Linked DNA regions of Homo sapiens: regions 1 and 3 are each linked to region 2. Evidence: read pairs that join two places in POLR2A ChIA-PET (ENCODE). Cell type or tissue: Panc1. All regions are shown on one strand. Links, peaks and the distances in the headings refer to the core of each region. The heading gives the core; the rest is flanking DNA. Region 1 overlaps ZRANB1 (zinc finger RANBP2-type containing 1). Region 2 overlaps DHX32 (DEAH-box helicase 32 (putative)). Region 3 overlaps C10orf90 (chromosome 10 open reading frame 90).

Region 1 (10,396 bases), core at 1,510-9,509, 910 kb after region 2:
TGTAGCTTGATAAATTCCTCACCATGCATATACAAGTTCAGCTACAAATGCCCCACCTCCACCCACCTTACACATCCTTCTGAGGAACAGTGTACCCTAGAGAAGTCAAAGCTAAAGCTTAATCAAGGATGGCATGAGATAAAGGCTATAAATCTTCCCAAAGGGGCAAGCCTTTCAAATAGACCAGAAAGTGCTACTTGAACTAAAAACAACTCTATGATCGAAGAGTTTTCTGTTTCCAATTATTATGTTCAAATACAGAAAGAACTCTGAAACTTCTGCTTAAATTATTTAATGAACAATTAAGTATAGTCTGGTAGGGCCCATAACTTTTAAGATAATTCAATGCAGTTTTATTTTATTTAGGACTGACCATGCCCACACCATCTCCTTTCACTTCATAGCATTTCTGTATGAAGGCAACGACCTTTCCCTTCAGACCTATCAAAGCCCTTGACTATTCTCAGGTATACATAGCATCAAGGCACCTTTTATAGTCTTTAGTTCTAATCTAAAAATATTATCTACTTACAAATTTTTTCGTATTACATAAAAAATGTTCCAAACACTTCCAAAAACAACCCAAGAGTCTGATCAATTTAGCTGAAAAAGCAAAGAGGAAGATCTGTACAATTTATGTGTATATACGTGTATGCATGTATGTAGGTGTTTTGTACTATATGTGTTCATGTTTATTTCTTATTTCTCAAAGACAGAGATGAGGTAATCTAAAGCTAAGCACCAAATAACTTCCTTCTTTTGCTTGGAAGAAGGGGAGATCTTCAAATCGCTTTATTGTTTTTAGCTAACTCACCATATAGCTGAAGTCTAGAAGAATCTCATCTTAGAAATTCTTAAGATTTCCTCTCTAATGTCTCTGAGAGATTTCTGTAATTAGAAGTTAATGAGCACTGGGGGGTGGGGTGCAGACTACATAGCACAACAAAATCAGCAGACTGTACTTTGGAACTATAATGTACAATAATATCACCAATTCTGCTTTCATTAAGTGCTTTTTAAAAATATAACCAGAACTTACAATGTTGAAATGCATGGTATGTGAAATTATGTCTCAATAAAGCCGATATACACAAACACAACTAGGATTTCTATTTGACCTAATACAAAATTATCAAAAACACTTAATTAGTCCCTCCTACTCCATGCTCTGCATTAAACTACAAACGGGCATACTGCCCATTCCCCAGCATGGCAGACATACAGAAGATGAGGAGAACAGACTATTCTCAGTTTTTGACAGCACGAAATTCTCCAAACTTCCCAGAGCATGAAAAACACACATCACTTAAATATAGGTAAAAAATAATATCTAAAAGAAAATTATTTTATTATCTAGTGTTTGGGGAATACGTAATTTCATTCTTTTCATTAAGAATTGCACATTTTCAGCTACAAAGATTAGTAAATTACAAATCAAATTTCATGAAAATGTCACTGAACTGTCCCAATTTTTGCTACGTCTTTATTGCACACTGCTCAAAGAGAACTTCTGAAAGTTTAGACATTACTTCATAGACACGTTTTTGTTGTAGACGTGGTTGGTTCAACAGGATTTGGCCCATACGCATATAATTTAAAGTTTTAGCCACCGCATGTTTTCTACTTAAAGTGAAGTGCAGGGAAAAAGCATCATAATACATGCCCAAAAAAAAAAAAAAAAAAAAAAACAAACAAAAAAAAAAAACCTTACAATATCTGAGTTCTTCACATAATTACACTTTGAGCACCTTTTAATGTCAGGGGATAAAAAGAACGTAAGAATAAGGTAGAAGAGTTGGTAGACAGGGAAAGACAAATAAATGCAAGTGTTAAAATCTCACTTTATGGGAGAAAGGCCAGGAAAAAATGAAAAGTTCCAAGAGAAGATAATCAACATATACATGTTTTCTAGGTTACTGACATCTCACAATGCCTCCAAGAGTAACTGAAGCATTTTTTTTTTTTTTTTTTTTTTTTGAGACAGAGTCTTGCTCTGTCACCCAGGCTGGAATGCAGTGACGCGATCTTAGCTCACTGCAACCTCCACCTTCCGAGTTCAAGCAATTCTCCTGTCTCAGCCTCCTGAGCAGCTGGGACTACTGGCGCACACCACCACACCTAGCTAATTTTTGTATTTTTAGTAGAGACGGGGTTTCACCATATTGATCAGGTTGATCTCGAACTCCTGACCTCAGGTGATCCACCCACCTCGGCCTCCCAAAGTGCTGGGATTACAGGCGTGAGCCACCACGCCCAGCCAAAGCATCTTTCTCTTAGTACTTTTTTTGAAAATTTAACAAACGTGTATTATGCCTTCTGTCCCTTTCTCCTTCATGAAGACAAATAAAAGGACAGCTGAAGCCACTCTGGGACGATTAATTTTATAAAACTAATCTGTAGTATCACCATACATTCAAAATTGAATGAAATGCACAATTAGCCTAATAGTGAAACATAATTACAGATAAAGTGTTAATACACTTCTTAAAACATGAAGGCCTAAGAATGAAAGCCACTATATTATATATTACTAGCTAAACCGTTAAAAAAAATAAAAAGCAAACATATATTATTCCGTAAGCTGGGCCAGGAGTACAGTTTACGTATTTTGAAGCCACAGGTCAATGACTCACTGGGGACTTCACAGCTACTATGGAACTCCACTGGTTAGAATTTAGAGCTGGCTCATAGATATTTAGAAAACAGACTTATTTTTTCCCCCATATATGGCACAGTTTTCAAAGTTTTGCCTTATTTTCCTTTATGACATAAAATTATAATGGTTATTAACTTTGAAAAGAATGCCAAATGGTAAAAAAAAAGCCAGGACTTACCTGAGCCCACATGGGCCAGCCCAACACTACCCTGGAGTTCTATGGTAGCTGTGACATCACAGCATGGTTTATGCTGTGGGGTCAGGGTGGACCTGGAGTCGGCTGGCACAATTTCAGGAACCCTTAAAGAGAAAAGTTAGTTTTAAGTGGTAATGTTCAGAATGTCCTTTACCATGGTCAGAGAAAGATGCAGATGTGGTTTTCCTCTAGCCAGAGTTTAACTCATTTAACCGGTTTTCATATTAAAAGGAAACTATACCACCCAGTAATACTTTTTTATATCATAAGCATTTGGCTATAGTTTAATCCTGAACCTGGAGATATTCACAGCAAACTCTTTCAAAACTAATGAGCTGTTTTTTAAATAAAATGACTTCAATATTTTTTAAAGTGTACCTTCAAGTAGGCAAAAGCACAGGAACAATCTCAGAAATAATTTGAGCAGGCCAAAACACCTCCTGGTTGTATTTTCCACATAATAATAGCAACAAGTTAAGATCCACTATTTCTATTCCTAGTAACAGTGCTACAAAACAACAGCCTATTCAAAAAATCAGATGAAAATCAAAATTATAAACAAATTCTTAAATTTAATCTATAACATATCAAGACTAGCTTCTATTCAACAATCTCACTGTCCATTACTAAAACATCCTCTTTAGAAAAATAAAAGATTCAATGAGAGAAGGAAGTCAAATAGTCACTAATTAAAGCTTTCTAAATTATCTGTAAGTTGTGACAAACTATGTCAAATATAGTCTATACTACTGAGCTCTTTTCTCCTTACATCTTTGATCAGAGTGTTAACAACCCACTCTTGTGAAAATATAAGTCCCCAAAGTCATGAAAAAATACCTAACCTAACAGATAACTTCGTAAGAAAGAAGATCCTGCCAAGCAGGAAGAATTGCTGCTGAAAGCAACATGGCAGGACTTAAAGGAAACATGCCACAAAGTTATCTTTGGGACAAGTGATCAGAGATGGGGACAAATGTTAACAGGGCTGAAACAGATGAACATGAGTTCACATCATGAGTCACTTAAAACATTACTGAAAATATTCAACTGAAAGGAAATTACGGTTCTTAAAAATCTTAGGTTCCAGCTGGGCTCAGTGGCTCACGCCTGTAATCCTAGCACTTTGGGAGGCCGAGGTGGGTGGAACACCTGAGGTCAGGAGTTCAAGACCAGTCTGGCCAACATGGTGAAACCCTGTCTCTACTCAAAATACAAAAAAAAATTAGCCGGGCGTGGGGGCGTGCGCCTGTCATCTCAGCTACTCGGGAGGCTGAGGCAGGAGAATCGCTTGAACCCAGGTGGCGGAGGTTGCAGTGAGCCGAGATTGCGCCACTGCACTCCAGCCTGGACAACAAAGAGCGAAACTCTGTCTAAAAAAAAAAAACAAAAAACAAAACAAAAACTCTTAGGTTCCAAAAGTAGATTTTGAAACTCATAAAATAGTGTATGCCAAAACCACATTCACCACTGAAATCACATCCAAAGGTTTTTCTGACTTCAAAATAAAAATTTCAATTGCCACACTGCCAAGTTACCCTGGCTGAATTTGAAACTAAATTTTAGATTTTTATAATTACACTATATCTCAGGTAGGCCGAGAGAAACTGAATAGTCTAGCCCACCTTTTTTTTACTAGAGGGTAAATGAACATTTTAAAAGTGGAAATGGGAGGCTGGGTGCAGTGGTTCACACCTATAATCTCAGCACTTTGGGAGGCCAAGGCAGGAGAATCGCTTAGAGCCCAGGATTTCAAGACCAGCCTGGGCAAGATGGTAAGATCTCATCTTTACAAAAATTTTTTAAAATTAGTCAGGCATAGTGACGCATGCCTGTAGTCCCAGCTACTTGTGAGGATCACCTGAGCCCAGGAATTCGAGGCTGCAATGAGCTATGATCACGCCATTGCACTCCAACCTGGGTAACAGAGTGAGACCCTGTCTCTGTTTAAAAAACGAAGCAGGGGCAAGGAAGAAAGGATAAAAGGAAAAACTTTCATAATTTATTATAACTTTATACTGTTCATATTATATACATTTAATTCTTCTAGACAAAAGTAGACAGAATTAAGACAGAAAATCATCAAATTGGAAGAAATGTTCAAAAGTAACCCAGTCAATCTTACTAAGGTCTCCAATTAGAAACACTAAACAAGAAAGCTCCTATAATTTGCCACTGAAAAAGAAAGTTCATGGCTTCTGTAGACACTCACAGCCCCACAAGCATCCATCCCCAAAAGTTTCAGACCCCATGTATCCAATAATCCATCAGGCATCCTCACCACAAAACCTCTTAAAAAACCTAAACTTTCCCTCTCCTATGTCCAGGAAAAATGATACTGTTAGCCAACCCAGATGTCCAAACCAAAAATCTGGCTTTCTAAACTCCTCCTCATCTCAGCCCAGTATCAATTCTTCCAAGTTTTGCCAATTCTACTTCAGTCTTTTTCAAATAAATCTCCCTTTCCCCATCTCCACTGACTCTACCCCAGCTATACCTGGCTATACCTAAGTTGCTATCATTTACTCTACTGGTCTGCCATCTCAAGTGTTGCTCCCTCTACACTAGGGTGAGTGTGGTCTTCTTAAACTACAAATTTAATTACGGCATTCCCTTTTCAAAAGTTGACCACTAGGCTGGGCGCAGTGGCTCACACCTGTAATCTGAGCACTTTGGAAGCCCAAGGAGGGCAGACTGCTTGAGCTCAGCAGTTCAAGACCAGCCTGGGAGAAACCCAATCTCCACAAAAAATTTAAAGAATAAGCCAGGCGTGCTGGCATGCACCTGTAGTCCCAGCTACTTGGGAGACTGAGGTGAGAGGATCCCTTGAGCCCAAGAAGGTTGAGGCTGCAGTGAGCCGTGATCATGTCACTGCACTCCACCCAGCCTGGGTGACAAAGTGAGATCTCATCTCAGGGGGAAAAAAAAAAAAAGTTTACCACTGCCCTCAGGTTAACAGCTAAATTCCTTAACCAGGTTAAGGAATTAACCTATTTAACCAGGTTAAATAGTCCCAATATTCCCTACAGGTTCTCTCTCACAGTCCTCATTCTACACTCCAACCAACTGACTTCTCTCGGGTTATTTGACATGCCTTGGTCTCTCCACCCTGGATTTTTAACACATAAAATTCTCACTAATAGAAACACTATTCCTTCTTCTCTTTCAAGTTTCAGCTTAGATGTCACCAAAAGTCCTCTCCAAATCTCCTAATGAGATTAGGTTCTATGCTCCTTCTAGGACCCTGTACTTCCTCTGCTGAGCTATCCTGGCTTGCTAAATTCTATTTGCCCTATAAACTCTTTGAGAGACATGACTTCTTTCAAAGTGCTTGGGAGCACACTCAGGGAGTACCTGAATGCATGAATGAATGAACAAAGAAAAGGTAAAAGCTAAGACAATTTTTCAAAGTAACTGAGGCCAGGTGCCAAGGCTCGCCGCTGTAATCCCAGCAATTTGGGGAGGCCGAGGCCAAAAATGATTTTATGTTGCCCAGACTGGGACTGGAGATGTGTATTTTTCATATAGATTTCATGTAACTTGATAAAATCACCAAAGAAAGTGAACGAAAGTGAACAAAAGACATGAATCAACAACTCACAGAAAAAAATACAAATGATTAATAAAATGAGACAGCATGCCATTCTTAACAACAAACATCAGCAAAGACAGCTCCACAGGGACTCCCAAACTGTTGCTAATAAAGAACAGGTTAATTTAAGGTGCAGCAATTCAATGTCATATTACACATTCATTTTTAAAAGGTAACATGTTGATTCAAAATATAAAGTTCAATGAAAAAGGATATACAATATAATCTCAACTATGTAAAAGTAAATAAATGCAAAAAAAAAGACTGAAAATACACAAAAAATCTGACAGACTTCCTCTAGGCAGTGAGATTACAAACTATTTTTATTTTTTCATAGCTTTTCTTATCTCTGAAATAGTCTACAATGCATATAGTCTGCTTTTCTTTGAGATGGAGCCTTGCTCTGTCGCTTAGACTAGAATGCAATGACTGATCATAGCTCCCTGCAGCATCAAACTCTTGCCTCAAGCAATCCTCCCACCTCAGCCTCACATACCTGGGACTACAGGCACCCTGCCACCACACCCAGCTAAGTTTTTTATTTTTAATAGAGAAGAGGTCCCGCTACGTTGCACATGCTAGTCGCAAGTTGTCTGCCTTTATTATTCAAAAATGAACTAAACTATCAAAGATCGTTACAAGAAGTCAGTACAAATGTCTAAATTTGGTGAAAAAGAAATAATATATTTTCATCAACTGAGGAAAGGATAAACAAAATGTGGTATACACATACAATGAAATATTATTCAGTCTCAAAAAGGAAGGAAATTCTGGCTAGGCGCAGTGGCTCACGCCTGTAATCCCAACACTTTGGGAGGCCGAGGCAGGTGGATCACTTGAGGCCAGGAGTTCGAGACCAGCCTGGCCAACATGGTGAAACCCCCGACTCTATTAAAAATACAAAAATTAGACACACATGGTGGCACACACGCCTATAGTCCCAGCTACTTGGGAGGCTGAAGCAGGAGAATCCCTTGAACCTGGGAGGCAGAGGGTGCAGCAAGCGCAGATTGCACCACAGCACTCCAGCCTGGGCAACAGAGCGAAACTTCCTCTCGAAAAAAAAAAAAGGAAGGAAATTCTGACCCAGATCACAACACAGATGAACCTTAAAGACATTATACTAAGTGAAATAAGCAAAAGGACAGATACTGTATGATTCCATTCATGAGGTTATTACGACAGTCAAATTGATTGACAGGAAGTAGAATGACAGTTGTCAGGGGCTGGAGGAAGGGGGAATGGAGCTATTTAATGGATACAGAGTTTCAGTTTTCCAAGATGTAAAAAAGCTCTAGAGAGAATGGTAGAAATGGTTACACAACAATAAGAATGTACCCAATGCTAATAATATACACTTAATGAGTAAAATGGTATAAATTTTATCTTACGTATATTTTACCTCAAAATAAATTGCAAAAAAAAGGAACAATGATACAAGGACATTATTCAGAGGTATCGGAGGTGCTGCCTCAAATAATATCACCTATATAGTATTCCTCCCTCCTCTAAAAAAGATAAATGTTTAAACTGAATCTAATCATAAGGAAATCCACAAATCTAAATTGAAGATCATTCTGCAAAAGTGGAATCTTCAAAAATGTCAATCATGAAATAAAAAAAAAAAAACAGGTGCTGTTCTAGATTAGAGAAGACTGAAGAGACAAAACTACACACAATGTATAATCCTTAACTGAACAAGGTGGGGCAACAGCAATTACTGAAACTATTGGTGAAACTAAATATAGACTTTCAGTATTAAATTTCTTGGATAATTATACTGTGTGGTTGTGTAGGAAAAAATGTCCTTGTTCTTAGGAAACACATGCTGAAATATTTAGGGGTAAAGTGTCATGATGTCTTCAGCTAACTCTCAAACAGTTCAGAGAATACACACGAGAAAGACATACAGAGACACCAAATACAGCAAAGAACTGGAAAATCTAGGTCAAAGGCATGTGGTGTTCAATATATTACACTTGTAACCTTTATACAGGTTTTGAAATTTCTCATTATAAAATAATGACAGGGGCCAGGCATGGTGGTTCATGCCTGTAATCCAAGCACTTTGGGATGCCAAGGCAGGTGGATCACTTGAGGTCAGGAGTTCGAGACCAGCCTAGCCAACATGGTGAAACCCCGCCATTACTAAAAAACACAAATATGAGCTGGGCGTGGTGGCGAGCTTGCCTATAGTCCCAGCTACTTGGGAGGCTGAGGCACAAGAATCGCTGGAGCCTGGGAGGCAGAGATTGCAGTGAGCCCAGATAGCACCACTGCACTCCAGCCTGGGCGACAGAGCAAGACTCCGTCTCAAAAAAATAAAAATAAATAAAAGTAAAATAAAAGAATGACAGGGAAAATAGTGGTTGTCTATGCACAGCAGGACTGGAGGTAGAGAGAAGAAGAAACTATTGCATTTCTTTATATTTGCATTTCTGTGCTGCCTGGGTTTTTTTAAACCGTGTGCCTAGTTTAACGCAACTTTTTAAAGTTAGTTTAGATCCCAACAATTCTCTAGAGTCAAAACACATCCTTTTATACTTGATATTTAAAGGATACATCTGGATTTCATATTTCAATGTGTTCGTTTAATATAGTACTTTCTTTTTTAAATGAAAGCCGTTACTGAATCAATGCTGCATATTCAAATGTCAGTTATCACATAATCAAGAATCACGCGACATAGTCCCTTTCTCAGCATAAAAAGGCACATTACTAGTTGGCAACCCTGTGTAATCAATCATTTCTGAAAGCCGAGAACTACGTCTCAGACATACTAAAGGCAACCAAGAAGAATACTGGCGCTTTATTTCTGCCATCACCGCCCATTTGCCTTAATAGAAACATTCATTCCTGGAAGCTTTCTTTTTATCACAGGTGTCAGGAAGTACTTTCAAATCCCGGACCAAACGGGCCAGCATCATTTAATAGTAGAAAGGGAAGAGGTGAAAAGTGTGAGTGTGCACACAGGCATGTGTGTTCCCTACAGATGAGAATATTTTATGTTGCTGGAAATTCTCACAATTCACTTAAAAATCATGACATAAAATGTTATTTTATATCCAGTGTTCCAAGATCAAAACAGGAAATCCTTAAAAACTTGAAAAACAAAAACTACCTGAAGATAATACTTATTTCATGTTGCTAAAAATAACTCTATTACCTATATGAACTACCTTGGACAGGAAGTAAACCCACAATCACAAACGTTTGTGGAGTGAAATGATCACAGTCTTCATAGCTACACACGCATCACACTTAAGAGTATCACGCAAAGTTAGCCAAGGACTACAAAGCATTGCCAGTACTCTAGCACTCACTTTCCTTTTACGGATGCAGGCCAAAAGACGCTACAGAAGTCTGTGTACATTTTGGATCCTATTAAAAGCTTTTAATGTGTCCAGGCATGGTAGCTCATGCCTGTAATCACAGCTACTAGGGAAGCTGAGGCAGGAGGATCACTTGAACCCAGGAGGTGGAGGTTGCAGTGAGCCGAGATTATACCACTGCACTCTAGCCTGCGCAACACAGTAAGACCCTGTTTCAAAAACAAACAAAAAAAAAACAAAAAAAAACCTTTTAATGTAACATTTTTAACTCGAACCATTTTTGTTTTGTCTTTAATAAAAGGACAATTAGGTGGGTTTTGGTTGTTCGTTTTTGTTTGTTTTTTTGAGACAGAGTCTCCGTGGCCCAGGCTGGAGTGCAGTGGCGCAATCTCGGCTCACTGCAAGCTCCACCTCCCGGGTTCACGCCATTCTCCTGCCTCGGCCTCCAGAGTAGCTGGGACTACGGGCGCCTGCCACCACGCCCGGCTAATTTTTTGTATTTTTAGTAGAGATGGGGTTTCACCATGTTAGCCAGGATGGTCTCGATCTCCTGACCTCGTGATCTGCCCACCTCGGCCTCCCAAAGTGCTGGGATTACAGGCGTGAGAAACCGTGCCCGGCCA
Region 2 (10,396 bases), core at 1,438-9,437:
GAACATCTGTACTTCTATTGACTGAGTAAACTTGTTCACCATTTTCTGCTGGTAGGTTCTACCTGTATTCACTCAAAACCAAGATGTATGTGAATTGTTATCCAGGGATGTGTGATATTTGATTCAGAAGGGACCTCACTCCTCAGTAATGGATTCTGATATATTGGCTCACTTTGGGTGGGATAGCTGCCTTAGGGGCATACTCAGGCTAGGCATTTTACAGGAATGTTGTTGAAACCATTAAGACTTGCAAACTTAAAAACCATGAGCTTGTGCTGATGAATTCAACACTGAATGTGTTGAATTCACCTTTGGGTGAATTGGTGGTTCTTTAGATTCCTTTAAACTTGTAGATTCTGTTTTTCTGGTACTGAAATTAAAGGGAGTGATTGGGACCTTGGCAGTAGCTTCAGGATTGGTGGTCCTAGAGACATTAAGAGAAGAAAGCAGAAGAGGACTCAGGCCCTGATGGACGTCCTGATGATCAAAAGTGAGGGATTAGAGGCCTTTGGGACTAGTATGTGTCTAACAGAACAGTAATAGCATTGTGTCTCATGGAGGTCCTTTTTTTCTCACTTCATTTATTCTCATTTAACTATATTAAATTATAGTTAACTAACTTTATTATCCATTAGATGAGGTGAAACAATCACTGGCAGTAGATGGAAAGGACAGAAAGTTCTACACCAGTGTAGCTCATGTGGAGGTCCTCTTGCCACAGTGGCAGTGATGAGACCATACACGGATACGTGATGCCGCTGCTGCTCCCTTGATTCTGATCTGGATCTGGTTGCAGATTCTTATAGGAGATCTCCCTGCAGCCCACCCTAAAGACCCCAGGCCCCAGCTCTCCCACTACCCAGCAGCCCAACCTCTGTGTGCTGCCCGGAGTTGGGAATGGAGCATCTTTGCCTCACTGTCTGAATTTGTACAAGTTGTAGAACTGCAGTTGCTAACTTAGGTTGATAAAGCCTTGATTTAGATTAGATTTTGATTACCCGGAGGACTCCTCTTACCTACTCTCATAGCAGCAGATTGGCCAGAGTGTTGGTGATTTCCTTTCAGGTAGGCGGTAAGAGGCCAGGGATGCACATTCTCATGCCTCGATTGCTTACCTTGCATGCCCCAGAGTCAGTTCCAGCTGGGCTTTGGGACAGAGCATAGGGCAGGCCCCACTGCTCTGGCTTTATGCAAATGGCACATCAGAAGTACAGAAAACTGAATTTAGAAAATGGATTGAGAAACATGAAAAAAGTATTTGGTGAGTTCAGAATAAAGAGATGTGAAGTATTGATTTCTAGTTAGGGAGCATTTCCAGACCAAATGCGTAAATCCAAGGGTTGCACATCACCAAACTCCCAGGATAAATCACATGAAAATAGCTTTTTTTATGTGTTAGAGGAGCAATTTTCTGTTTCTTCACCATATTGTGCAACTTTTGCTAAGTACTCAGTCACAAAGTGACCCAGAATTCAATGTTTCTCTGAAAAAAGTTAAAGCCAAATGATTCATAGAAAGGTACAACTATTTAAGCTTTTCTAATTCCCATAGTGCCAACTTGGCAACTAGTCCATCCAGAATAATGTTTTTTAATACTAGGGGGGAATATCTTCCAAAGAGGAACTATGGGGTAGAAACAAAACCTCTAACAGGCTTGTAAGTCATTGGTGAGAAGACAAAGATGCAACTGGGACAATGAAAAAGTTGCTAAGTAGTACCCAGAAAAGTTAGGCCAGGTGTTGTGGCTCACACCTGTAATCCCAGCACTTTGGGAGGCCGAGGCGGGCGGATCACCTGAGGTTGGGAATTGGAGACCAGCCTGACCAGCATGGAGAAACCTCGTCTCTACTAAAAATACAAAATTAGCCAGGTGTGCTGGTGCGTGCCTGTAATCCCAGCTACTTGGGACGCTGAGGCAGGAGAATTGCTTGAACCCGGGAGGCGGAGGTTGCAGTGAGCCAAGATCCTGCCATTGCACTCCAGCCTGGGCAACAAGAGTGAGACTCCATCTCAAAAAAAAAAAAAAAAAGAAAAGAAGCAGAACTAGGGGAAGAAAGGTCAATACCAACAAGAGATACAATATTTACTATAAATGCAGAGAAGGCAAGAGTTCTTTGTAAAGCTGCAATCTCAGTATCCCTTGAAATGTGAAATACTCAAATTATCGACATTTGCCAAATGATAACATTTTTTAGCCAGTAATTCAAGTTTGCTAAGGAATCAACCCTCAGTATGTTACTTAGCTTGCCCAGAGTGATTCAGAAGGCATGTAAAACTGGAGAACTCTAACAAATAAGGCAGATGGTTTCATGTTTCCCTCTTTTCTGGCTGGAGATAACCTTTTCAGTTTGTGTTTGCATTGCTTACTGTTAACTATCTCCAAGTAGCTGTTACTGGAAGGGGAGCTGCATCCTATGTGGTCAGAGCCACAGTTGAGTACGTGCAGTATAATTTGTTGTGACTTCTGCTCAACTATTAACTTGGGCACGTAAGCAAACATTCCTACATTAAGCACGATATGGATATGTTCAGTCTTCTACTGGTTATTGTAACTGATATTTAGATGGCCTTTTCCCATTTCTGAATTAATGTCTTTGCCTCATAGGTGAAATAGTTTGCTCTAATGTAGAGGAAGGCAGAAAAGGAAAATGAAGACTGTTGGATTGGTATATTTGTTGTACTTCCAGGAATGTATAATGTTTATACTATTATCAACACACTGTAATAAACTAATCTTGCAGAATGTGTTTCATGAGCAAAGAGAAATAAATTAAATGCAGTTTTTAAAAAAGGCCCAAATCAGAAGCTTGAGAACATGGCTCATGATCATTGGAATCTTGTCGAATTTTAGAGTTCGAAAGCAGCTGTCCTGGACCTTATATGAATAACCAGGCTGAACGTGTCCAAATGTTTTAATAAAACTGGATAGTATTATTTCAGCAACGATTCTAGCTATGTAAAGCAGTGCCCACTGTCATCATAGTACTGTCCCCCTGATGTTGCCATTAGGCTAGAAAGAGTAGTTTATTTATTTATTTTTATTTTTTATTTTTTTGAGACAGAGTCTCGCTCTGTTGCCCAGGCTGGAGTGCAGTGGTGTGATCTCAGCTCACTGCAACCTGCGCCTCCCGGGTTCAAGTGATTTTCCTGCCTCAGCCTCCCGAGTAGCTGGGATTACAGGCACCCACCACCACGCCTGGCTAATTTTTGTATTTTTAATAGAGATGGGGTTTCGTCACGTTGGCCAGGTTAGCCTCAAACTCCTGACCTCTCAAATAATCCACCCGCCTTGGCCTCCCAAAGTGCTGAGATTACAGATGTGAGCCACCGCACCCAGCCTAGAAAGAGTAATTTAAAATGCTGATTGCCTGAGAATTTCATGGCTTCAGTTGCCACCTTTCTATAAAGATGCTTAGAAGCAACTGTGATGTAGTGGCAATTATACTCGCCAAGAAACTAGAAGATATGGATTGGTTCTGGTCATGCTGTTTACTGGCAGTATGACCTTGGACAAGTCACGCCTCTAAGTTTCTTTCCTCATGCATCAAATGAGGGTGTTGGCCTTCATGTCTTCCAGAGATTTCTTTCAGTACTGAAATTCTGCAACTACCATGCCTATCTCTAGCTCTGACCTCTCCCTTAGCCTCCTGCCTTGCTTTTCCGTTGATCCCAGGATGGTTATGCCTGGATGTTCTTCTGATAACATTGACCATCTTCCTGACTATCCTGAAGGTCATCTTCCTACCCTCCTAACTCCTGATTCCCCCCAAAAGAACTTTATGCTGCTCTTTAGCTTCATTCATTTATTTTATTTTACTTTCCAATTTCCTGTTCTTGTCAATTATATAATTAGTATTTTAAGTTAGAAATCATAGAATATTTGTCTTCTTCCTATGCATAATTAGTCTGTTAGTGGGCACTGCTTATTCTTCCTTTGCAGTAATTTTCCCGTGGTTTTATTACCTCTCTCCCATGCTTAGCACTAAGCCCAAGCCTTTCTCTCTCTTCTTTTCAATTATTATGATGTCCTTATCCATCTTTCCACTCAACTCTTATCCCTACCATATGTCAGATCCTCTGTTCGGTATTGGGAACAAATGCAAACCACACGTGTAGCTTAAGGATCTTCCCACATAGTGGAGAGACAGAGAATCATATTCAAACAAGGGTTTTGGCTGGGCACAGGGGCTCACATCTGTAATCCCAACACTTTGGGAAGCTGAGGCAAAAGGATCACTTGAGCCCAGGCAATTGAGACCAGCCTGGGCAACAGAGCGAGACCCTGTCTCTACTAAAGAAATTTTTTTTTTTTTTTTGAGACAGAGTCTCACTCTGTCGCCCAGGCTGGAGTACAGTGGTGCCAGCTCAGCTCACTGCAACCTCTGCCTGCCAGGTTTAAGCGATTCTCCTGCCTCAGCCTCCTGAGTAGCTGGGACTATAGGCGTACGCCACCACACCCAGCTAATTTTTGTATTTTCAGTAGAGACAGGGTTTCCCCATGTTGACCAGGCTGGTTTTGAACTCCTGACCTCAGGTGATCCACCTGCCTTGGCCTCCCAAATTGCTAGGATTACAGGCATGAGCCACCATGCCTGGCCTAAAGAAAATTTTTTAAAAACAAGTAGTTTTAATATAGCTTTTCACATGAATGATGTTTGAGGTCTTGGCTAGGGACCCTAGATAGTGGACCCTGACATGAAGGCAATCCATTTAAAAGTAAGAATTTGGCAAGAATAAAAAATTACTTGCTAAGGAATAAAGGAGGCAAAATTTTATGTAAATTCTTAAACGATGTAGAATCTTAAACTATGTAGAATCACAGAATTTTAAATTATTTCTAGACAGTATAAGAAATTATTCATTCAATGAATAATTACTGAGTACTAGGATAATTTGGTGACCAACACGGATAGGTCTCTGCTTTTAGAGCTCATTTGAGGGGCCGTTAGGTAGTGGGGAACTAGGAACAAACAGCAACCTCAGGAAGGTGATGGCTGCCACGGTGGGAAGCACACCGTGGATCTAGATACCTAGGGGATCACAGCAAGCCTTGTGGAGAAAACGACACCAGAGTTCAAACTTGAAGGATAATTCTCATTCATTCAGTCTATTCATTTTACAGGTAAGAATTAACTAAAGCTTAGAAAATTTGTGGTTTACATGGAACAAATTAATGGCAAGCCAATCCCTTAGGTGGCTTGTTATTCCTGGATCTTGCCTTGATTCCACGTTTCCTGAGCGCAGTATCTTAAAATTTCATCTTTCATAGAACAAAGTAAGCGTTGAGTAAATAATTACTGATAACTTGCAACCTGTTGACAAGGCTGACACCTATCTGAAAGTGCAGGAAGTGCATTTGCCTTTCAGTCCTTAGGAATTTACAGTCTACAGCAGTCATTCATTTTGGAGTTACTTGTATTTCTGGTGAGTTATGTTTATTTTTCAAATTACAGTGAGAATTCAGATCTAAGAATTTCATAATGAATCTCATAAATAGCAGACCTCAAGATAATTAGAAATTTTACAACGTTTAAATTCCTTAGATCAATTAAAAACACTCTTGGAATAATTTATTTTTAAAATGCATGTAACAATGCATAATTTACTGACAATGCCTTAAGATTGTAGCATACAAATGAATTCAGTACATTCTACTATAATAATTCTTGTACAAATGAATGTGATAAACATCAGTTGGTCCATAATATATTTTAGAAAAAAAAGGATTTTTAAAATAAAATGGCTCTAGAGTAGCTTTGCTTAGAACTGACTCCAAATCCAGATGGGTTGGTTGATTATCTCACTGGGTTTATTTAGATGGGTTTATTTATTTAATTATATTTAGATTGTAAATTACCAGGATATTTTAGCTTTTATTATCAGAGAAATGTTAAGTAGGCTTATCTGGATATTTGTTATCATCATTTGGATTTAAATATAAATGCTTTAATTTTGAGTCACTAGTTTTTATCTAAATGCTATCTATAATTTACATTGCTTAAAACACAATAGCTGATAACAGAAGCCATATTTTTGATGGGCCTTCTAATCAAAAAGAAAATAATCTCTAAATACATTAGTCTTTTCAGAAACACAGTTGAGGTTGAAAGTATTTTTTTTTTCATTTTTGTCCTTGATTTTTTTTTTTTTTTTTTTGAGACGGAGTCTTGCTCTGTCGCCCAGGCTGGCGTGCAGTGGCACAATCTCTGCTCACTGCAAGCTCCGCCTCCCGGGTTCACGCCATTCTCCTGCCTCAGCCTCCCAAGTAGCTGAGACTACAGGCGCCCGCCACCACGCCTAGCTAATTTTTTGTATTTTAAGTAGAGACGGGGTTTCACCATGTTAGCCAGGATGGTCTCGATCTCCTGACTTCGTGATCCGCCCACCTCGGCCTCCCAAAGTGCTGGGATTACAGGCGTGAGCCACCACACCCGGCCTGTCCTTGATTTTTATCTGCCTTTTTTTGTCTGGCAGTCAAACTTTCACAGTCCCTGTTAACTCCTGTTTCTTCTTAACTTTATTTCCTAGCAGTAACTCTGTGCATAATCCATATTGTTCAGAGTTTCACTAAGTAAGATGTAATACAGCCCACTGCTGATTTACTGATGAAAGAAAATCACTTATAAGATGAACCCTGCTGTAAGACAGAGATGTCTCTTGTTTTGTTTTCAGCAGAAGCTGATCCTGTCTCATTTTTTCCTGCTACAGGTTCCTCAGTGGTGTGCTGAATATTGTCTTTCCATCCACTACCAGCACGGGGGCGTGATATGCACACAGGTCCACAAGCAGACTGTGGTCCAGCTCGCCCTGCGGGTGGCGGATGAAATGGATGTTAACATTGGTCATGAGGTTGGCTACGTGATCCCTTTCGAGAACTGCTGTACCAACGAAACAATCCTGAGGTTGGTTTGTGGGGTTCAGTCCGCTCCCTGCTGATGATTCTTGGCTTAGGTTCTACAATTCTGAAGGAGCATTATTCTGGCATTCTACCTGTTAAGCATCTATGCTGTGCAGTAGCAACTGGTCTCTGTCATCAGCCAGCCAGCAACAGTTGCTTTCCCACACTGGCATCATCTGGGATTCCTTGTCTAAATGTATCCCATGACTCCCATTATCCCCTGGAAAAAGTTAACAACTTGCTTGGCCCCTCAGAACCTTCAAGCGTGTGCTTCTGGAGCTATGCCTCATGCAGGGTCCACATCATTGCCTGTGTGCAAGCCACATGGACACCTGGAGCACACTGTGTGCCCTGTGCTTTCCACACCCTGTGCCTGTACACCTGCCCCTCCCTGTGCTCAGCATGTCCGGGCCCGGCTAGTTCCTCCTAGTCACTCAGTATGCAGTGTAGCAGCCACCTACTCCAGGAAGGCTTCCCTGCCCCTCCAGTAATACACATTAGAAAACCCTCTGTGGGGCTTCTGGAAAACTTGGTGTCAGCCTGCATCATAGCAGCTTCGACAGTGTTTCTCAAACTGTGCTTTGCAGAGTCTTCTATGTTCCAAGGAGACTTCTCTGTGGCTACCGCAAGTTGTGGTATCTCTTCTGTGCTTAGCTTCATTATGAGATTTCCTTTGAAGAAGGATTTCCAAGAGCTTGAAAGAAGAAAAAAAAGGAAAAAGAAACTGGAAAAATCACTGCTCTGGGCTAGTGCTTCTCAAGCACCTTTATATTACAGCCATCATAGAAAGTGATAGTATCCATACAGTACCGCAAGGAAATGGTCACAGCTGCCTGGAGCCAGAGTTGACCATCCCACGGGCTTCAGCTGCCCCGGGCACTGCCCGACCACTCCAAGAGCCAAGTAGCTAAGTATCTCGGGGTCAGTATTTCTGCACCTCTCTAACCCATTTGTGTGGCATACAGTGTGCCACGCACAGCATTGGGGAAGCTCTGCTTTTCTGTAACAGGGCAGGGATGGTTTTTCACGTGCTCATATCCCTAGTGTCTCATGTGCTCATCCCCAGGAGGATGTTCGGTAAACTGGATAGTGGAAGGGATTTTGCCCTGTCCCAGCTAGCACTGCACTCTGGTGCGGTTCTTATCTCCATTCAGAAAACCCATGGGGCTGGGCACAGTGGCTAATGCCCATAATCCCAGCACTTTGGGAGGGCGAGGCAGGAGGATTGCTTGAGCTCTGGAGTTTGAGACCAGACTAGGCAACACAGTGAGATCTCATCTCTACAAAAAATACAAAAATTAGTGAGCGTGATGGTGCATGCCTATAGTCCCAGCTACTCAGGAGGCTGAAGCGGAAAGATCACTTGAGTCCAGGAAATCGAGGCTGCAGTGAGCTGTGATCGCGCCACTGCACTCCTGCCTGGGTGACAGAGTGAGACCCTGTCCCAGAAAAAAAGAAAGCCCATGGGGCTCATTCGGTTTGTACTAAGCTACTTTCCCTCAAACGTTTATCTTCAAAAGTAGAAGACAGTCTTCAGGCTAGTGTCAAATCATAGGGGAAAGTCTTTAGACCATCAGCACTCTGACTTGAACTTCTTGAAGATATATTACCTTCTGTTATTATAACAATTATGTCCCTGAGTCATTAAATTACTATGTATTTATAAATTGCTGATTGTGTAAATTGTACGTGAGTGGTACAAAAGAAACATAAAAACCTCTCTGGTTCTTAGGAGCTCACAAACTAGTTAAAGAGCTGGACAGGACAAGACATAGGACCCTGAAAGGGTGAAGGATCCCTAAGCAGATTTGTGGTTGGTTGGTTGGTTTGACATTTTAAAGTAGCCCTTTGAATTATGTTTTTAATTAAATGATGGCTCTGACTAGGTTCTGAAGTTAATATTATATCTTTAATACCATCTAGACTTTGAAAACCCTTTAAAAGGATTCTTTAATGTAGTCATTTTTAAAATGAGATATTATAAGAGCTTTGTCATGATATGGAATCAGATATTTCTTTTTCTTTCTTTTTTTTTTTTTTTTTTTTTTTTTTTTTTTTTTTTTTGAGACAGAGTCCCACTCTGTCTCCCAGGCTGGAGTGAAGTGGCACGATCTCAGCTCACTTCAACCTCCATCTTCCGGGTTCAAGCGATTATCGTGCCTCAGCCTCCTAAGTAGCTGGGACTACAGGCATGCACCATCACACTTGGCTAACTTTTTGTATTTTTAGTAGAGACGGGGTTTCGCCATGTTGCCTGGGCTGGTCTCAAACTCCTTAGCTGAGGCAGTTTGCTGGCCTCGGCCTTTGAAAGTGCTGGTATTACAGGCGTGAGCTACCGCACCCAGCCTAAGATACTTCTTAATATGGAAAGCCACAAAGACAAATAATGGTGGGGAAATCTAATAATACTGTTAGACACGCCTCACCTTTTAAACATCTATCACATGTTAGGCTTAGGATTGTTTTATGGTAAAAACCCAAGCATTCAATTCTGACACCCAAAGGAAATACTATATATTAAAGTATGTATTAGTTTCAATCTGTGTATGGCATTCCTTTCTTAACAGGGACAGTTGCTTCAGGTGTGGTGGGCTGAGGTACAAAGGCACCCATGGAGACAGGTGGAGAGTAGCTTCCTGCTTTGACAGGTTTTGCAGGTTGTTTCTTTCTGCCCTTGCTGGGCTGCCTTATTCTTCATTGCTTTCATATCTTCACTTCACAGTTACTCTTGCTTCTGAACATTGTACTTTCTTTTCCACTGTGACATGCCCCCAGAACCAGCGCAGAGTCAGAAGATACTCTGATGCATTGTGGTAAACAGTGTTTGAGTCACAGGAAAGAGGCCAGAGCTATTGAAAAGACCCCTATGATAAAATAAAGCAACACCTGTTTTCTTCCTGGTATTCCATGCTCTGGAGAGGAGGCAACATGGCTGTCAAAGGGTGTCTCCACCACTTACTCACTTGTAACCTTATAGAAGTCACCTAACCTCTTTGACCTTTAAGTTGCCTCATCTGAAAAATGTGGACGATTAATATACTTGCTCTGAGGGTTGTTGTGAGGACTATTAAATTTATGTAACTGATGCATGGTGTATGTATGTGGTAGCTATGTTTATAATTATATTTTTATAATTATGATTAGAACAAGATTGATTTTCCTGAAGAGGTATGCTAGCCATAATTTTGAATAAGCTCAGATTGAATAGCTATTTAAATCAGAGGATTTAACATTGATCATTGATTGGCCGGGCACGGTGGCTCACGCCTGTAATCCCAGCACTTTGGGAAGCCAAGGCGGGCAGATCCCAAGGTCAGGAGATCGGGACCATCCTGGCTAACATGGTGAAACCCCGTCTCTACTAAAAATACAAAAAAAATTAGCTGGGAGTGGTGGCAGGTGCCTATAGTCCCAGCTGCTCAGGAGGCTGAGGCAGGAGAATGGCGTGAACCCAGGAGGCAGAGCTTGCAGTGAGCCGAGATCATGCCACTGCACTCC
Region 3 (10,396 bases), core at 1,537-9,536, 730 kb before region 2:
AAATCTCATCTTGAATTGTAATTCCCATAATCCCCACATGTTATGGGAGGGACCTGGTGGGAGGTAATTGAATCATGGGGGCGGTTACCCCCATGCTGCTCTTCTTGTGATAGTGAGTTCTCACAAGGTCTGATGGTTTTATAAGGGGCTTTTCCCGCTTTTGCTCAGCACTTCTCCTTGATGCCGCCACGTGAAGAAGGACATGTTTGCTTCGCCTTCTGCCATGATTGTAAGTTTCCTGAGGCCTCCCCAGCCCTAAGGGGTTGTGAGTCAATTAAACCTCTTACTATAAAGTACCTCATCTCAGATGTGTCTTTATTAGCAGCGTGAGAACGGACTAATACAGATGACTTCCAGCTCCACCTCCAGACTGGAACTCTCTTCTGATGTCCAAATGTGACTAATGCAAGGCATCATCCCCTCCCCCACCGCACCTGTCCACTCCCTCTCTCCTCCCTCCTTCTCTCTGCTTCCCTCTGTCTGTCTCTCTCACTCTGTCTCTCTCTCTCTCTCCCTTCTCCCCAACTCTGTCCCTCTCTCCGAGTTGCCAATCTGCAGGTGCTGCATTACTCATATTCTGATTTTTGAAAACTGCCCTTTGGAATGTATTTCAACAAGAGGATGAATAGACATGACCACATTTCATGGAATCCAAGACCCACTGATTGTAAGATTCTCCATTATTTTATGCAGAGCTCAGAAAGACCAAAAAAAAAAAAAAAAGCCCAAAACCCTGCCAATGACACTATGATACAGCATCCCTTATAAGACCCATCTTGCTTTTTGAGGGGTTAAATTGCCTCTACTATCAGAGCAAATGAGCTTACAGATCATATTCAAAGCACTCGTGTGGTTATGGGCTCTGTCCAAACCAGGAAAATGGCCCTGCTCTGAGTGTAAACAGGTGCTGCTCCCACCTTTAAAGGGTTGTGTGCTCCTGAGCCCAGGCTGTGTGCCCACCAGGGAATATTCAGGGTCAGGAGTTCCACAGTGGAACCACCCTGTTATGATTGATACCAAGTCCCTTCACACCTAGGTCATCTTGGAGGGTTTCTTACCCTTGCTATATCTCAGCAAGTACCTACCTCACTGTATAGGCATGAGATATTATATTCCAAGTAAGCTAGAGGCCCAGGTCAGAGAAACTTCTGGCTAAACAGTAGCTTTCATTACTATTATCATGATTTTACTCATAGCTGCTTATTTGTCAAGACGGGTGTTCAGTGCATCCAGCAACCCTATTGTAGCTCAAAGCTTAGGAAGAGGTGATTAGGATTACAGTATAATAGCTCGCTTAGAGATGTGATTCATCAGAAGGGCTTGTCCTTAAATACCAGCAATTGAGAGGACAGTTTTCCTGGAGCTGGATCTGTGGGCCTCATTGGGAGGGACAGACTGTGCGCTCATGTAAGAGGGGCCAGCTTTGAAGCGAACGTTTACATAGCAACGTGAAAGATGGCTGTTGGACCATCCCCTGCTTTTCCTAACGTAGGGTACTTGCATGCTGTTTATTCATCTTTAGGACAGTCGCAGCATTTAGATCTGAGACTAGCTATAAACGAGAGCGAGGTTAGCGTATAAGAATGTCTTAGGGGGTTTTCCTGCTCCCTGGAGGCAAGTGGGCAAGCACAGGCAGGGCACGCCCCAGGGCAATGACAGGCAAGCCTCTCCCTCCACCGGCATCCAGGCCTCAGTGGCTTTGGCGGGGTCCCCGCTATTCTTTAGGAGGGCTACTTGCTGGTTATTCTGGGTCCAGGAAAGAGTTTGTGTGGTAGGAACCTTGGAGCATGAAACTTTAGTCAGCCTCTGAATTCTAGGGTATAATTAGAAAAATCACTTTATACTATTTAAATATTTAAAAAGCTGTATCAATCAAATAATTGGTGTATATAAATGTACCAAAATGGCAAGAAACTAGAAATATGGCTTGTTTGAGGTCAAGTTCATATAAGATGCTTTGGGGAAAGTGAAGGTAAGTAAAGCACAGTCCCTGTGTCACCTTTTTAAAAAAATAAATGTTATTGTGTATATTTGAGATTTATAACATGATGTCATGGGAGACACATAGATACTAAAATGGCTTCTATAGTTAAGTAAATTAACATATTTACCATACACATAGTTACTTTTTGGGGGCAAGAGCAGTTACAATCTACTTATTTAGGAACAATTTCAAATACATTTGATTACCTAGAGTCCTCATGTTGTACATTTGATCTCTGGCCTTGTTCATCCCACACATGTGCTGGTTTGTATCCTTTAACCTACATCTCCCCACCCTCAGCCCCTACCCCTGGTGACCCGGGGGCTTTCTGTTCTATCTCTGTACATTTGACCTTTAAAAAAATTCCACATCTAAGTGAGATAAGCAGTATTTTTCTTTCTGTGTGGGCTTTATTTCACTTAGCATGATGTCCTCCAAGCCTGTCTGTGTTGTAGCAAATGACACAATATCCTTCTTTTTAAAGGCTGAATAATACTCCATTGTATACACAGTACAGATGCCATATTTTCTTGATCCATTCATCTGTCAATGGACATTTGGGCTGTTTCCATATCTTGGCTACTGTAAATAGTACTGCCAGGGACTGGAGAGTGTGGATACCTTTACAAGGCGGTTATTTCATCTCCTTTTGGGTAAGACCCAGAAGAGGGATTCCTGGATCCTCAGTGTCCCTCAATTAAGGTAAGATACTGCATTTAAACAGATGCCTGAGGAAACACACACACATACACATGCACACACACACACGCCTAAGAAACACACACACACATTCAGTCTTTTATGTGTAGCTGGGACTGTAATACATCGTATCAATTTTCTGGTTTGAGCACAGAGGAGGACGTAGATATCTTCTGTTTACTTTTAAATTCAGAGCATTAATGAGATGGATTTTCCCAAGCTGGGGTGAGGGGGTTTCTCATCCCTGCTTGGTGTCTCCTGACTCTCTGCAGGCAGTTGGCTTTTGCTCATTTGCATTTGATTGGCTTTGGTTGTCATGTGTGCGCCCATGAGGTCCTCACCACATCTGGCTTTTGTTTCTCATATCTCCTCCCTGCACATGGCAGGCACAGGTTTCTGCACACAACAGGGCTCAGTGACTGTTTTCATCCAATGGCCACAAGAGAAGATAATAATATTGCCCTGGAGATTTTCTGTAGCGTCTCCCAGGGACGGCCAAACCTGCACAGCTTTGGCAGTCTGCACTCCGCATGCCAACGCCGGTGAGCTGACTTCCTGCTGGCCGTCTGGACCGTAAGGAAAGTCACCTGCCTGCACACACATGCGATGCACACACACGTGTGCACACACATGCGATACGCACACACTTGTGCACACACATGCGATGCACACACCTGCGTGCACACGCATGCACGCACACAAGCATGCACACACACACTGTGGAAACCTGCTTCTCATTAACTGAGCCCTCTCTGCTTTAATCGAAATAATTGGACTACAGTGGCCAATAAGAAAATTGTTGGGGGAAAAGATAGACATTTACATCTTAAAATTGAAACACTTTCTGACTGATTAATTGGTGGAAAGCAAAAGATACTCTCTTCTTCCTTTTTGTGTTTCACATTTATTACAGTTTATGCTCTGGAAGTGAAAACGCACCAGTGCTTTCCTGGATGGAAAAAGTAATCCAGATATTACCCTACCAAACTATATTCTCTCTTTCCTCTTTTTAATGAAGTAGTTAGTGTTTGTTAAATAATAAGAGAAAAAAGCACTTTAATTAATATTAACAATTGGAAGGGGATTAGTGCCCTAATCCCCTATTACCAGGTTTCTAATCCACCTTTAATTGTGTAGGCAGCTATAAATGAAGCACCTAAAACTCTACCAAGCTTAGGGGCAGCCAGAGGGTGGCGATCAGCCCTCACATCTCTGAGGATGCATGGGGCCCCATGCAGCCTCTGTCTTCCGATCCTTCCTAATGCTCTGCCTTTCCATCAATTGAATGGCTCCTGGAGCTGATCCCAGCCTTGTCTTTAAGAGTGGAATCCAGCACTTTGGGAGGCCGAGGCAGGTGGATCACGAGGTCAGGAGATTGAGACCATCCTGGCTAACACGGTGAAACCCCATCTCTACTTAAAAAAAAGAAAAAAAAAATACAAAAAATTAGCCGGGCGCAGTGGCAGGCGCCTGTAGTCCCAGCTACTCGGAAGGCTGAGGCAGGAGAATGGCGTGAACCCGGGAGGCGAAGCTTGCAGTAAGCTGAGATCCCCGCCACTGCACTCCAGCCTGGGTGACAGAGCGAAACTCCGTCTCAAAAAAAAAAAAAAAAAAAAGGAGTGGAACCCAATGAGGCCTGGCATTCTTATCTCTGTAGTGCAAAGAGAGGTCTACTTGGTGTGCAGAGGAGACCTTGCCTGAAAAAGCCAAGATCTGGGAAATGTCAGACGGGCTGATGCTGAAGCCTGGTGTCTCCAACAGAAATATCCTCAAGTTTCTCTGTTATTGTCAACAAAATAGCAATGAGAAGTTTGCCAACATGTACATGTGAAGATTTGTTTTGAATATAGAGCAAAGCTGAATTATAGATCATCAAGAAGCAGCTAAGCCTTCATTATTTAATTGGAAGGTAGGAAAGAAGGACGAAAAAAGGAAAGAAAAAAGCACAGTCAGCCTGACTCCCTAGTTTTCATCCATTCCTTTCCCCTCCTTACCCCAATGCCAGAGATGGGAATATTCCCTAGTAAACTCATTAATTTCCCTCAGTTTTGACAGACTGCTTAAATCAGCTTAGAAATGCCACCACTGAATAAGCTTACCCGTGAGTTGATGATTGCTTCCTTCCTAAAGAGCAGCTCACACACCAACTGCAAGTGAAACGGTGTACTCCAAGAGTAGCTTAATTACAGATCTGATAGAGGAAGACACCGAAAATGTGTAAGAGCTGAAGAGACCACAAGCTGAAGCTGTATTGGTGTTATGGATGCTTAAATCATAACCTGTGGGGTGGCATAGCTGGAAGGCAAGGCAGATTTTGTTCCAGACATCTACCTTCTGTGGATTTGGTGCTCAAAGATATTAATTCTCATATGGGCATCATATAGGATGTTAAAAAAAAAAGATGTCAAGAGGATATTTGCTGTTTCTTTTTCTCTTCCACGAGAAGCATGCCAGACATAATTATTCACCTGAGTTTGTAACACATTGCTTAGGAGGGCCAAAGGCTAGCCCTGCTAGACCTGTTACCCAGTCCTACAGCTGCTGGAGAAGGGCCAGGAGTGGGTAGTGCGCAGCATCCTGTGTATGGGACCAGCTCTGCCACTGGTGGGCAGCAATGAGCAAGGACCATAAGCAAGGCTATTGAGATCCCTAGGACAGTTTGCAGAAGGGTGGGTCATGTTAGCCTTCTTCCTTTTCTGATATACTTACCAAAGCAGCAGTTCAGAGGAATGCCATTGAAATAGGGTATCTGGATGCCCACGAGGCATTTGGCCAGGTCTTATGATATCCTTGTGGGGAGGGTGGAAAAACATGGGCTAGGTATATTCATAGCTGGTAGAGTGAAAAGCATTGCTCCAAGTCAACCTGGAAATGGGTAGGGGAGTCTCTTGTCCCTTAATGCATCTTATCTTGTTTCCATATTTGTAGCAATGGCTCAGATGACACACATAGACACTAATCATATTTGTAAGGAATTGCTTATGGCCTGAGTGACAGAATCTAAAATGAAGGGTGGAAACTAAGAAGATGAAATTTAATAGGGATGAGTAGAATAATTTCTCCAAATCTAGTCATTCATTAAATTTTTTTGATGTGATCTCTTAAAGCTCTCCCAAATGCACCCAGTTCTATCCATCATCGCCATCCTGACCCCAGCCATGATCATCACTTGTTGGTCTCCCATTTGGTCTCTCAGCTTCTACTCTTGTCCTTTTACTGTTCATTCTATTGCCAGCATCCAATTGTCTTTTTAAAATGCAAAGCTGATTAAGTTCATCTGCTGCATCAGTTTTTCTTGCCCTTGGAACAAATCCAGGCTCATTAGCATGATTCACAGGGCTCTGTGGCATTTGGTTCCAACCTCCTCTCCACTTGCCCTGCCCCAATCACGCAGCTCCTCAAGCACACCATGTGCTATCTCGCCTCTAGGCTGATGAACACATGTCCCCTCTGCCTGGAATATCCATTCATTCCTTTCTATTGCTGAGTACTACTCTCCATTACATGGATGTACCACCAATGTGATCATGCAGTTATGAACATTCTCATACAAGTCTTTTTGTGGACATATGCTTTCATTTCTTTTTGGGTAGAAATCTGTAGGAGTGGGTTTGCTGGGTTACATGTAAACATATATTTAACTTTATAAGAAATTGCCAAACAGTATTCCAAAGTGAACTGTATTACTTCACATTCCCAACAGCAATATACAAAAGTTGAGATTTCTCCGTATTTTCAGCAACACTTGATATTGTCAGCATTTTTAGTATAAGCCATTATAATAGGTGACTAACGGTATCTCATTGTGGTTTTAATTTGCATTTCCTTGATGACTAAAGATGTTGAACATCTCTTTGTGTGCCTATTTGTCATTTGTATGTCTTTATGAAGTGTCTATTTAAATCTTTACCTCATTTCTCAAAATTGAGTTGTCATATTGAGTTATAAGAGTTATTTATATACAGACAGTCCCCAACTTATGATGGTTCAACTTGTGATTTTTCAACTTTACAATGGTGTGAAAGTGATACACATTCAATAGAAACTATACTTCGGGTACCCATACAACCATTCTGTTTCTCAATTTTACTACAGTATTCAATAAATTACATGAGATATTCACCACTTTACTATAAAATAGGCTTTGTGTCAGATGACTCTGCACAACTGTAGGCTAATGTAAGTGTTCTGAGTACATTGAAAGTAGGCTAGGCTAAGCTTTGATGTTTGCTAGGTTGGGTGAATTAAATGCATTTTTGACTTAGAATATTTTCAACTTACAATAGATTTGTCAGGATGTAACCCCATCATAAGTGAAGAAGCGTATGTAACAGGTACAAGTCTATTGCTAGACATATTTAATGCAAATATTTGCTTCTGGTCTGTGGCTTTTCTTTTTGTTTGTTGTTGTTTTTTTTTTTTAAATAAGTGTCTTTCAAGGAGCACAAGATTTTAATTTTGGCAAAGTCCAATTATTTTTTCTTTTACTTTTTTTTGAGACAAGGATTTGCTCTGTCACCCAGGCTGGAGTGCGGTGGAGCAATCACAGCTCACTGTAGCCTTGACCTCCAGGGCTCAAGAGCTCCTCCAACCTCAGCCCCCTGAGTAGCTGAGACTACAGGTGTGTGCTACCATGCCTGGCTTTTTTTTTTTTTTTTTTAAATAAGAGATAGGGTCTCACTATGTAGCCCAGGCTGATTTTCTTTTTTCTTTCATGGTTAGTAGTTTTGGCATTCTGACAAATCGGTGCCTACCCCAAGGTACAAAGATTTTCTCCTGTGTTTTATTCTATAAGTTTTATAGTTGTAACTTGAACATTCAAGTCTATGGCCCATTTCAAATTAATTTTCATGTGTGGTGTGAGGTACAGGCTGAGGTTTATTTTTTTTCTAAATGTCATAGTCTCCTGAACTTGAGGACTCACAGACACCCAAGAAGAGGTACCTGGCTGGGATATGTATTGGGGTGTGGGGTACTGAGCTAGAGATGTGGACCCCAGCTGCTCCTCAATCCCAGTCAGGGCTCCTCCACTGCTATATTCGCCTTTATTGGTCTTTAGATAAAGTTTCATTTGAATACAGAGTTTCACATCTAACAATGTTAGAATCCTGTCTAGTCTCTGAGTTATAAGATGGGGGAACGGGGCCCAGAGAAGGTTGTAGTTTTGCAGGTGAGTCCATGCCAGAACCGGACCTGCAGGCCAGGTCTCCTCCTAGAGTACCACACCTTCCTCTGCCCCACCTCCACACAGCCTCTGGTGGAGAGCTGCGGGAGATTCCACAAAATCCCTTATTTGCAATTTGCCTTTTCAGCATTTTAAACATTGAAAATGAGTAACACTTAAAGCTAAATAATTTATATCCTCTTTTTCTGATGCTGTCACTTGCAGAGGAGATAAAAGATGAGTTTGTCAGGAGGGGTGGCAGTCGTCCAAAGGCTCTGCAAGCACATTCTGCATCTCAGTGGAAAAGCCCAACCTATCAGTCAATGTGGAGCAGAGGTCAGCTTCATGGATATCAATTAGAATTTCTTTTCCCCACTTTCTGAAATGTGACCTGACATCCTCATGATCTGCTTGGGTTTCCAAAGACTCTGGATTCTTGCAAACTAGCTAATAACTGTTAAGTGCAAGTGGTTGCACAGTGAGAGTTGGAATCCAGAGTTTGAGAACAAGGCTAAAGACTTCTGGAAATCCTTAGTACTGGCTCTGAGATGGGAGAGTGCTATGGTGCCACTGTTTCCTGTACAACATTTTGCTTCTTTGAAAAACTTAAATTCTATTTAAAAACCTTTTAAAGTAGAGTGGTCTCTCTTAGCATGAACCTGATCATGTCTCTCCTCTTCCACCTTAAGACTCTCCAGGGCCTTCCCATTTCACTGAGGACACAGTCCAGACCCACGGGCATGCCAATAAGTCTCACACCTGCCTCTTAGTGCCCTTCTTTTTTCACCTCCTCTCTGTTCACTACTTGCTGGCCATATCCCTTCTCTTTCTGTCTTTTGAACACAGCAAACCCTTCCTGTCTCAGGACCTCTGCCCTGGCTGATCCCTTTGCCTGGAATGCTCTTGCTCTGAATCCGCTGTAGTTCCGTCCTCACCATCATCAGCTACTCAGAGAGGACTTCACCAGCTCCACGCACCATTCCCAATCATGTTACTCTCTAGTTCTGTACACAGCATTTATTCATACCTGAATTACTTATTTATATATTTATTTATTCAATCCTTCTGTCTGAATACAGTCACCAGGAGGGTGCTGCCTCACGGGCTGGTTCACCCTGGATGTAGCATCTAGAACAGAGGTTGGTGTAGGTGAATATTCAGAAACATTTGCTGACTGCTGCAAGTGAGTCACATAACTCAGGAGGATGTCCCCTGTCCACACTCATCTTCCCAATCCAAACTCCCTCCCCAGAGATGATTATTGCTAACATTTTCATGTATTTCCTTCTAGTCCTTTCTCTGAGTATTTACATATATATCACACAATCATGTATGGACACACACACAGACACACGATTTGTCTCTATTTTTGCTCCTTTTTGGTTTTCTTGGCAGATGAGATCTTTCTAGCCATACCGTCCTGCAGCTTGCTCTTATCACTTAGGAATGTGCCTAGAGGGAAGTTTTCACTTCACTTTAGCACATAGAGATTGACTTCATTTTAGGTTAAAAAAAAAAAAAAAAAAGCAAGCCTGGTCTTCTGCAATTAGGTAACTATGTGATTATCAGGGGACACATGGGCCTTTTTCACTCCTGTGGCTCTAGAACTTCATGAGCAGTTCCCTCCCTGGGCTGATCCTGCTTTTAGGTGTTCATTTTTTCTTTCCCTTGTGGAGGCTCCTTTACCATGTGGCCATCTTCAGTCTTTCCTGCCCCTCCATGCAGGATTATGGCAGACGATATCCTGCCTGGAAGACCTAGGATACTGTTTGTGGAGCATAAATATGATACACCCTCAGCCCCTGACTCCTCACCAAGCACAATGTTTGGAAACAACAACAACAACAAAAACTTTTTAAAACTACAGGGTAGCAGAGAACACAATGTATGGTAGGAAATAAACAATTTTCTTTTTCTTTTCCTCATTTTTTTTCCTGCAACTTTGAGTTCTGGGGCACATGTGCAGGTTTGTTACGTAGATAAACATGTGCCATGGTGGTTTGCTGCACAGATTAACCCATCTCCTAGGTATTAAGCCCAGCATCCATTAGCTATTCTTCCTGATGTTCTCCCTCCCCCATGCCTCTTTGACAGTCCTCAATGTGTGTTGTTCCCCACTCCATGTATCCATGTGTTCATGTGTCCTCATCATTCAGTTCCCACTGAATAAGTGAGAACATGGGGTATTTGGTTTTCTGTTCCTGTGTTAGTTTGCTGAGAATAACAGCTTCCAGCTCCATCCATGTCCCTGCAAAGGACATGATTTTGTTTCTTTTTATGGCTGCATAGTATTCTATTGTGTATATGCACCACATTTTCTTTATCCATTCTATCACTGATGGGTATTTGGATTGAATGCATGTCTTTGCTATTGTGGATAGTGCCGCAGTGAACATATGTGTGCATGTATCTTTATAATAGAATGATTCATATTCCTTTTGGTATATATCCAGGAATAGGATTGCTGGGTCAAATGGCATTTCCGCTTCTAGATCTTTGAGAAATCACCACATTGTCTTCCACAATGGTTGAATTGATTTACTTTGTCA

Evidence for each region. ChIA-PET counts read pairs that join two places held together with the same protein. Peaks named below come from ENCODE experiments on the same cell type or tissue, not always from the same donor. Only the 100,000 strongest peaks of a DNase experiment are listed, where the experiment ranks them.
Region 1: POLR2A ChIA-PET joins it to region 2 with 8 read pairs; 2 of 35 experiments call an interaction of 5 or more read pairs at or near these places.
Region 3: POLR2A ChIA-PET joins it to region 2 with 5 read pairs; 1 of 35 experiments calls an interaction of 5 or more read pairs at or near these places.

Annotation. Positions count from the first base shown.
Region 1 is chr10:124,954,847-124,965,242 of GRCh38, reverse strand. The region is part of intron 1 of ZRANB1 (zinc finger RANBP2-type containing 1); the gene reads right to left. Among named protein-coding and RNA genes, the nearest start is that of ZRANB1, 18 kb to the right of the region's middle. In Panc1, for the core only: no CTCF peak of the experiment used is centred there; no DNase peak of the experiment used is centred there.
Region 2 is chr10:125,863,496-125,873,891 of GRCh38, reverse strand. DHX32 (DEAH-box helicase 32 (putative)) reads left to right here. Exons shown (of 11, transcript NM_018180.3): 2 at 6,709-6,902. Among named protein-coding and RNA genes, the nearest start is that of DHX32, 13 kb to the left of the region's middle. In Panc1, for the core only: CTCF peaks have their summits at 5,124 and 5,324; a DNase peak (open chromatin) is centred at 5,301; H3K27ac peaks cover 3,299 bases.
Region 3 is chr10:126,593,086-126,603,481 of GRCh38, reverse strand. All of the region lies in intron 2 of C10orf90 (chromosome 10 open reading frame 90), which reads left to right. Among named protein-coding and RNA genes, the nearest start is that of C10orf90, 72 kb to the left of the region's middle. In Panc1, for the core only: CTCF peaks have their summits at 5,064 and 5,277; a DNase peak (open chromatin) is centred at 5,281.